Linked DNA regions of Homo sapiens: regions 2 and 3 are each linked to region 1. A link is a contact called in ENCODE Hi-C or POLR2A ChIA-PET data. All regions are on one chromosome and are shown on one strand. The core of a region is the stretch at or near the end of the contact, and the rest is flanking DNA. Distances in the headings are between cores, read along the strand shown.

What was found. A loop is a pair of places that touch in the nucleus more often than their neighbours do. ChIA-PET counts read pairs that join two places held with the same protein, here RNA polymerase II (POLR2A). Pooled maps may share reads with other maps.
Region 2: a map of PC-9 shows a loop between it and region 1 (8-fold over the local background). The contact joins the enhancer-like site here to the promoter of GLE1 in region 1. A Hi-C loop is called at or near these places in 2 of 168 maps with a recorded cell type or tissue (PC-9 and mammary epithelial cell), 1 of 37 single-sample maps with no recorded cell type and 8 of 50 pooled maps. POLR2A ChIA-PET finds 5 or more read pairs at or near these places in 4 of 52 experiments (GM12878, PC-9, activated B cell and 1 more).
Region 3: a loop to region 1 is called in a map with no recorded cell type, with 17 times the contacts of the local background. The contact joins the enhancer-like site here to the promoter of GLE1 in region 1. A Hi-C loop is called at or near these places in 2 of 37 single-sample maps with no recorded cell type and 7 of 50 pooled maps. POLR2A ChIA-PET finds 5 or more read pairs at or near these places in 2 of 52 experiments (CD8-positive, alpha-beta memory T cell and GM12878).

Annotation. Positions count from the first base shown.
Region 1 is chr9:128,503,342-128,506,041 of GRCh38, reverse strand. It overlaps GLE1 (GLE1 RNA export mediator), which reads right to left and starts at 1,323. Exons shown (of 16, transcript NM_001003722.2): 1 at 1,138-1,323. The coding sequence starts at 1,236. RefSeq lists an enhancer at 923-1,082 and a silencer at 1,303-1,512.
Region 2 is chr9:128,294,126-128,296,825 of GRCh38, reverse strand. No RefSeq gene overlaps it. Among named protein-coding and RNA genes, the nearest start is that of SWI5, 19 kb to the right of the region's middle. Within about 2 kb of position 1,270, at least 15 of the 41 ENCODE cell types and tissues checked have a DNase peak (open chromatin) inside an H3K27ac peak, as active enhancers do; they include PC-9, where a contact is called at or near this core.
Region 3 is chr9:128,248,845-128,251,544 of GRCh38, reverse strand. DNM1 (dynamin 1) reads right to left here. Exons shown (of 22, transcript NM_004408.4): 20 at 1,189-1,430; 21 at 605-820. Among named protein-coding and RNA genes, the nearest start is that of MIR3154, 5.2 kb to the right of the region's middle. RefSeq lists silencers at 649-738, 749-1,248 and an enhancer at 1,419-1,558. Within about 2 kb of position 1,329, at least 9 of the 41 ENCODE cell types and tissues checked have a DNase peak (open chromatin) inside an H3K27ac peak, as active enhancers do.

The DNA of each region.
Region 1 (2,700 bases), core at 74-2,573:
AAGCTTACAAAATCTGGGACATTTAAAATAAAATAAATAAATAATAAAAGTAATGGATTACAACTCACTGAATAAAATAGAAAGCACCTCCTTACAGTAGAATGCCAACTAACAAATGCAGAAGGAATAGCGGATATAAAGAAACAGGATCTGGCAACGTCATAGAGGTATCGATTCATGTGGAAAACATCAATGAATGCTAAAGCCATGGAGGATTAAGGTTTGCCCAGAAAAAAGGATACTGGTATTATTACTTCCCAACAATTACTAAGGGAAAAATGACGAATTTTAAACGGAGAGACCAGGCAGATAATAACGTAACCAGGTGATCAAGATTAGCATCACCAGTGTTGGGATGGGTTGACATCTGTGTGCCTCCTCATGTGACTTACTGAGAAAGCCATGGCATCATTTCTGTGGTATTCCTGCCAAGAATGCTTAACCTTGGTCTGGTGGTTTGAAAGCACATATGCTGGCAGTCAACCTACAGAATGTAAGGTCTGTATTTTTCAAAACTGTCAACAACATAAAAGACAGGGAAATACTTTAGGATTGTTTCCCAAGAAGTCTGAGGATGCAGGACAACGCCTTATCTGTAGCTAACTAGCAGCGACTCGGGAATGGGAGCTCGGCCTTAACTCTCCACATCCCTCCACTTCTCGCGCAGAGCTTTGCAAATGCTAGGTACGGTGACCACGCCCCCATTCACTTTCCAGGTCTGCCAAATCAATCTAAAAATTTGGTCATTTCACTAGTAGCAATGGATTAGGTCGTGTCAATCGTTCGTCGCAAACTCTAGAGCTCCCAGCACATGAGACATACAGTAAGTTAACTGAACCTGGGGCCGAGATTGCTTTGACAACAGCAGAACGGAGAAGGCGCCCAACTGGCGGAGGGTAGCAATGAAGCCTTCAGAGCGCGGGGCACCTGTGAAGTCAGGGGAGCTCCCCGAAACGCTAAAATAGGCTGAAGAGGACAGAAACCCCAGGACAGAGGGATGTACACACAGAAGTCAAGAAATAAATGCAGGTTGTTAGACTGCACGGGTTCCCGGGAGCAGAACGTGCCAACGGCTAGGGAGAAGGTTTCGGTCGCGAGGGGCCGGAAAGGCCTACGTCCTCCGGGGCCACCGCTCACCTCGCGCCGCAGCAGCCAGTCGCGGTAGTAGCAAAGGCGACCTTTGTCGGAACTGCGTAGGGCCTTCAAGGTCTCCCAGCAGCGACCCTCAGACGGCATGGTTGGCTAAGGGGCAGCTTCTCTGACGCCCCCCTTCTGACCAAACAAGCCCTCGAATCAGCCGCCGGGAAGGCCACACAGGCTTCTGCTTCCGGGACGCGCGCGCAGCACAGCCCCGCCCCTAACGCCTGCACGCCCCACCTCCGGCGACGCTCCCGCGTTCCCGCCCTCCCACCAGTGCGCCTGCGCGCAGGGCTTGGCTGTCGGGGCACGTTCCGCAGAGGTAACCACCGCTCCCAATCCCCGGGGCTGCTGAAAATTTGTCTGTGCCTTGAGACTGTGCAGAAACTGGAACCCTCATACACTGCTCATGGGACTGTAAAATGAAGCACCTGCTGTGGAAGACAGTCTGGCAGTTCCTCAAAAGGTTAAACAATTACCATTTGACCCAGCAATTCTCCTAGGTAAATATATATATATATATAAAATACGCCAAAGAAATGAAACCTATGTATATATAAAAACTTGTCCATGAATGTTCACAGCAGTGTTATTCATAATAGCCAAAAAGTGAAAGCAACCCAAACGTCCATCCATTGGTGAATGGATAAATAAAATATAGTACTATGTGCGCGGTTCCCGAGTTCCCCCGCTTTCTGTGCACTGACCAAGTATCAGAGTGCCTTGACCGCCCTGTGACCCAGCCAGCTGCAAGTTTTTTCCTGCAGACTTGCAACCAAACACGGGCCTTGCATATCCCTAGGCACTAAGGATATCTAGGTTATTGCCCAAAACGCTGAAACTGACCCCTGCTTTTAGCCAAATTCCATAAACCCTCATATAAACTTCATACCCTGACCCCTCGCTGGGGATGTACCTAGGTGAAACACCGCTTCTCTCTGTCTGTCGCGAGAATTGCTGCAGCCCACTCTGTAAGCTTCCCTAATAAATGTTTTGGGTTTAATGCTGCTTTTTTGAGACAGAGTCTTGCTCTGTCCCCCAGGCTGGAGTACAGTGGCTCGATCTCGGCTCACTGCAACCTCCGCCTCCCGGGTTCAAGCGATTCTCCTGCCTCAGCTCCCCGTGTAGCTGGGACTACACGCGCCAGCCACCACGCCCAGCTATTTTGTATTTTTAGCAGAGGCGGGGTTTCACCATGTTGGTCAGGCTGGTCTCGAACTCCTGACCTCAGTTGATCCACCCACCTCGACCTCCCAAAGCGTTGGGATTACAGGCATGAGCCACTGCGCCCGGCCATAGTGCTTCTTTGGAATCCCAACCAGCCCTGTTTGGCAGGAGGAAACACCACATCTATATAATGGAATGTTATGGGGCCATAAAAATAAAGTGCTGATGATACGCTGCAACATCAATCTTGAAAGCATTATGCTGAGAGAAGCCAGTCATGAATGGCCACATGTTGGACAATTCCACTTATGTGAAATATCCAGAAGAGACAAATCTATAGAGCCAGAGAAACTTTATGACTAGTTGCCAGGGGCTGGGGGAGGGGAATGGGGAGTG
Region 2 (2,700 bases), core at 21-2,520, 210 kb after region 1:
CAATCCCTTATCTGGTGAAACCTTTGGCTCATAACTGGTTTGGGTGTGTGATTGTTACCTTTCACCTCATTCTCAGGCCCATCCACATGACGTGGAACCTGGAGCTTTCCTCCCAATTCCTCCGAAGAATCAGGGTTGGGGGCCCCAACATCCCTTAGCCCCAACCACAGAGGCACTGGGCCCTTGGCCTGGGCTTCCTCCCTTCCCTCTCTCCCCAAGCGGCCCCTCCTTTTTTTCAAGACAGGGCCTCACTCTATCACCCATGCTAGAGTGCAATGTGTGATCATGGTTCATGGTAGCCTTGACCTCCTGAGCTGGATCGATCCTCCCACTTCAACCTCCTGAGTAGCTGGGTACCACCATGCTTGGCTTTGTTTTTTTTTTTCTTTTTTTTGAGACGGAGTCTTGCACTGTCGCACAGGCTGGAGTGCAGTGGCGCAATTCGGCTCACTGCAAGCCCCGCCTCCCGGGTTCACGCCATTCTCCTGCCTCAGCCTGCCGAGTAGCTGGGACTACAGGCGCCCGCCACCACGCCCGGCTAATTTTTTGTACTTTTAATAGAGACGGGGTTTCACCGTGTTAGCCAGGATGGTGTCGATCTCCTGACCTCATGATCCGCCCACCTCGGCCTCCCAAAGTGCTGGGATTACAGGCGTGAGCCACCGTGCCCGGCCCATGTTTGGCTGTTTTTAAAATTTTTTGTGGAGGATAGGTCTCACTATGTTGCCAAGGTGGTCTCAAACTCCTGGGCTCAATTGATTGTCCTGCTTTGGCCTCCCAAAATGCTAGGATTATAGGCATGAGCCACCACACCCTGCCCAGCTGATGTGGCCCCTTCTGAGCAAAACTAGAGTGGGGCACTATTTGGCGACACTGCTCTGTGACACATTTCTGTCAGGCCACCCAAAAATGACCCCTTTCAGTCCCCAGGGACAACAGTGCAGGCTGTACTGTGTTAGTATTTTGAACTCCGTAGGTGCCGGATGACAAATATTTTCGAGTAGGGTTTATACCGGATATGATCAAACAAACCATGTATGTGTACACACCAGGCAGAGTAACCTCTGCCACCTGTTTTCCAGCACATGGGGGCACGGCCTGAGGAATCCACATCTCGCAGCTGCTTGCTCCTTACTGCCCCTGGTTGCTTCAAACTCCTGAGAGGGGTGCTGCCAGAGAACCCCCTCTTCTATGTGTTCTGAGGATTCAGCCTTCGTGAATCTGGCCTGGCAGGCTGGAACCTTTCCAACAAGGCCCTCCCAGGGCTTGCTTCCCAGGGCAGTTGGGCACATCTCTGAGTGGACACTGCCCCCTCGAGGCCGTGCCCACTATGACACCTGGGAGAGCTGAGCTCACACAAGAGAAACAGACCAAGGTGGATGCTTTCCTTCCAAGTGTCCTCCCTGGGTGCCTCAAGATTGAACCAAAATGCAGAGCTGGGTTACGATTGTGTTTGGGGGAGACTTTCATCATGCACCAAGAATCCAAGTGGACACAACCTGCAAATCACCATCCCTGATCACCTTTCAACGAGACCAAATCCCTTTGTGTCCTGGGCCAACTAAGTTTTCTGCCTCTGGAATACTCTCCCACATTTTTTTTTTTTTTTTTTTTTTTTTTTGAGACGGAGTCTTGCTCTGTCGCCCAGGCCGGACTGCGGACTGCAGTGGCGCAATCTCGGCTCACTGCAAGCTCCGCTTCCCGGGTTCACGCCGTTCTCCTGCGTCAGCCTCCCGAGTAGCTGGGGCTACAGGCGCCCGCCACTGCGCACGGCTAATTTTTTGTATTTTTAGTAGAGACGGGGTTTCACCTTGTTAGCCAGGATGGTCTCGATCTCCTGACCTCATGATCCACCCGCCTCGGCCTCCCAAAGTGCTGGGATTACAGGCGTGAGCCACCGCGCCCGGCCTTTTTTTTTTTTTTTTTTGAGACAGAGGCTCACTCTGTTGCTTAGGCTGGAGTGCAGTGGTGCCATCTTGGCTCACCGCAACCTCTGCCACCCAGGTTCAAGTGATTCTCTTGCCTCAGCCTCCTGAGAAGCTGGGATTACAGATGTGTGCCACCATGCCCGGCTAATTTTTGTATTTTTAGTAGAGACGGGGTTTTGCCATGTTGCCCAGGCTGGTCTCGAACTCCTGACCTCAGGTGATCCGCCCGCCTCAGCCTCCCAAAGTGCTGGGATTACAGGCAGGCAGCCCTCTCCCACATTCTTACCTGGCTGCCTCCTACTGGACAGACATGGATGTCTCTTCCCCTGGGAAGTTTCCCAGTGTCCCATATTGGTTGGATGCAGCTCCAACATGCTTCCATAACCCTGTGGCAGCATTTTATCTGTATTGTCGTGGCTGCTTGAGTCTCTGACCTCCCGCTGGCAGGTGAGCACTGTGTGGCAGGGACCCAGAGACTGGGGCTCCCCAGCACCTGGCCCTGACAGTTTTTTTGTGTAGGAAGAGGCAAGACCAGCCAGCTCTCCACATAGAGAACATGGTGTAAGGTGAGAAAACCTCAAGGAAGGGCTCACCTCTCAAGGGGCTCCCACCCACTCAGAGCCTGGCCACTTCCCTCTCCTCCTCCTCCTTCACCATAAAACCAGGTGGCCGGCCAGGCGTGGTGGCTCATGCCTATAATCCCAGCAGTTTGGGAGACTGAGATGGATGGATCACTTGAGGTCAGGAGTTTGAGACCAGCCTGGCCAACATA
Region 3 (2,700 bases), core at 80-2,579, 250 kb after region 1:
CTTACACTCTCACACTCGTGTGCACGCCCACACACACATCACACACCTTTCTAGTCACACAGTCACAGCCTGGCCTCTGCTCCTGTGGGCCAGTGGCTGGACACCCCCTGGGATGGCTCAAAGGAGTCAGGGCTGGGAAGTGGGGACATCAGGGTAGCTGAAGGAAATCCACACACTCAGAGCAGATCGGGGTTCAGAGTCAGACCTAAGGTAGGCTCCCCAGGGGCTGGGAGAGGAATTGGACGGAATGGAGGATGGAGGACAGCAAGAAGAAGAAAGGAGGAGGAATGCAACGTGTGGGCGGCCGCCAAGAGTGAAAATAGAGGGAAGCGCCATGCAAGTGCTGGAAAGAAGGGGGCAGGTGGGACGAGCCCCACAGCCCCCTCCCCAGAAACGACCACCTCCGGGACTCAGCGCTCCCTCGGGGGCAGGCTCCGCCAGCCCTCGGCCACACGTGGCGTGGCTCCGGCACCCAGAGTCCGATTGCCTGGGATAGAAACGGCCGGTTCTGGCGGCCAGGTCCGATGCTCTGGAATCCAGCCCCATTTCCCTCCCGGCCACGCCCGTCCGGCAGCCTCTCCAGCCGCATTCAGCCCCTACTCACCTGGGGACCCCGGGCGGGGCGCGGTTGGGGCGCGAGGGCACCTGAGGGGGAGGGCCGAAAGGGTCAGGGGAAGCCCCCGGCCTGGAGGGCACGGGGGGCGCCCCCCCCAGGGCGGACCCAGCAGGCGGAGGCCCAGGAGCAGGGCCCCGCGACCCGGGCCGGGCTGGGGGCACGGCGGGGGCTCGGCGCTGCGGCGTGGGGCTGGACGTGGGCGACCTGAGGGCGACAGGGAGCGAGGAACAAGGAGAGGCGAGATGAGCAGCTCCGCCCACCCAGAGGCCCCGCCCCAGCCCAGTGCTGGCCACGCCCATGCACGCAAGCCCCTCCCTGCCGCACCCCTAAGGCGGTCGCCGGAGCTTAAGCCCCGCCCCCAGCGGCGCCAACGCCCCAGCTCCACCCAGCCTTGCAGCCAGCTCTCCACGGCAAGCCCCGCCCCGCGACAAGCCCCGCCCTCTCTAAGCTCCGCCCCTCGCTCCAGGTGGGAGCCACCCCGGTGACGCGGGCGCGCCACTGCCCGGTCCCGGCATTCCTCCCGCGGGCCCCGGGCTGGGGGGCTTTGGGGCCGTGGGGGCCGGCCCTGGTACCTGCGTCCGGCCGGTACGCTCTGCACCTGCAGCCAGGAGTCGTCCACGGGCGGGGGCATGGGCGTGCTGACGGTGGTCGTGTTGATGTCGCCGATGATGCTGAGCGCCTCCTTCAGTGCGTGGTACATGCGCAGCATCTCGTCGCGCCGCTGTGCCTGCTCCGCCGACTCCTCCATCAGCGTGTTCTGGTCCCCACACGAGTACAGGTTGGCCAGCAGCTCCGAGAAGATGAACTCCTTGGTCTGCGAGTAGGCAAAGAGGGAAGGAGGTGGGGACCTGATGCCTGTGCCGCCCTGGCCGCCCCACCGGGCCCTGCTGGGACTGTGAGCTGGTGTGGCTTTTCAGACGCGGCTCCTACACTGCGTAGACTGGAAGATTCACCTCCCCACCGCGCTTTTCTCACTCAGATGAGGACACTGAGGTCCACAGGAAAAGTCATCTGACCAAGGTCACAGAACCGGGAGGGGACTTAGGACCTATCATGCCACCAGAACTCTTGTCTACTCAGTTGTTTTTTTTTTTCTTCTTCCTGGAGATAGGGTCTCGCTCTTTCACCAGGCTGGAGTACAGTGGGGAGATTACCACTCACTGTAGCCTCAACCTCCTGGGCTCAAAGTTATCTTCCAATGTCAGCCTCTCCAGTAGCTAGGACTACAGGCACGTGCTACCACCAACCCCAGCTATTCTTTTTTTTTTTTTTGAGACGGAGTTTCACTCTTGTTACCCACGCTGGAGTGTAATGGCACAATCTCAGCTCACCGCAACCTCCGCCTCCCGGGTTCAAGCAATTCTCCTGCCTCAGCCTCCTGAGTAGCTGGGATTACAGGCATGTGCCACCACGCCCGGCTAATTTTGTATTTTTAATAGAGATGGGGTTTCTCCATGTTGGTCAGGCTGGTCTCAAAATCCCAACTTCAGGTGATCTGCGCACCTCGGCCTCCCAAAGTGCTGGGATTACAGGCATGAACTACCGCGCCCGGCCAACCCCCGCTATTCTTTAAAATTTTTGTGTAGAGACAAAGTCTCACTGTGTTGCCCAAGCTGGTCTTGAACTCCTGGGCTCAAGTGATCCTCCTGCCTTGTCCTCCCAAAGTGCTGGGATTACAGGCATGAGCCACCGTGCACAGCCCCTCATTATATTTCTTCTTCTTTTTTTTTTTTTTTGAGATGGAGTCTCGCTCTGTCGGCCAGGCTGGAGTGCAGTGGCAGGATCTCGGTTCACTGCAACCTCCGCCTCCTGGGTTCAAGTGATTCTCCTGCCTCAGCCTCCCGAGTAGCTGCAATTACAGGCTCACGCTACCACACCTGGCTAATTGTTCTATTTTTAGTAGAGATGGGGTTTCACCATGTTGGCCAGGCTGGTCTTAAACTCCTGACCTCACGTGATCCACCTGCCTTGGCCTCCCAAAGTGCTGGGATTACAGGTGTGAGCCACCGCGCCCAGCCCCTCATGATATTTCTATTGGACAGCTCTGGTCTGGACCGTGCCTCCCTCCCTGGACCTGGTCCCAT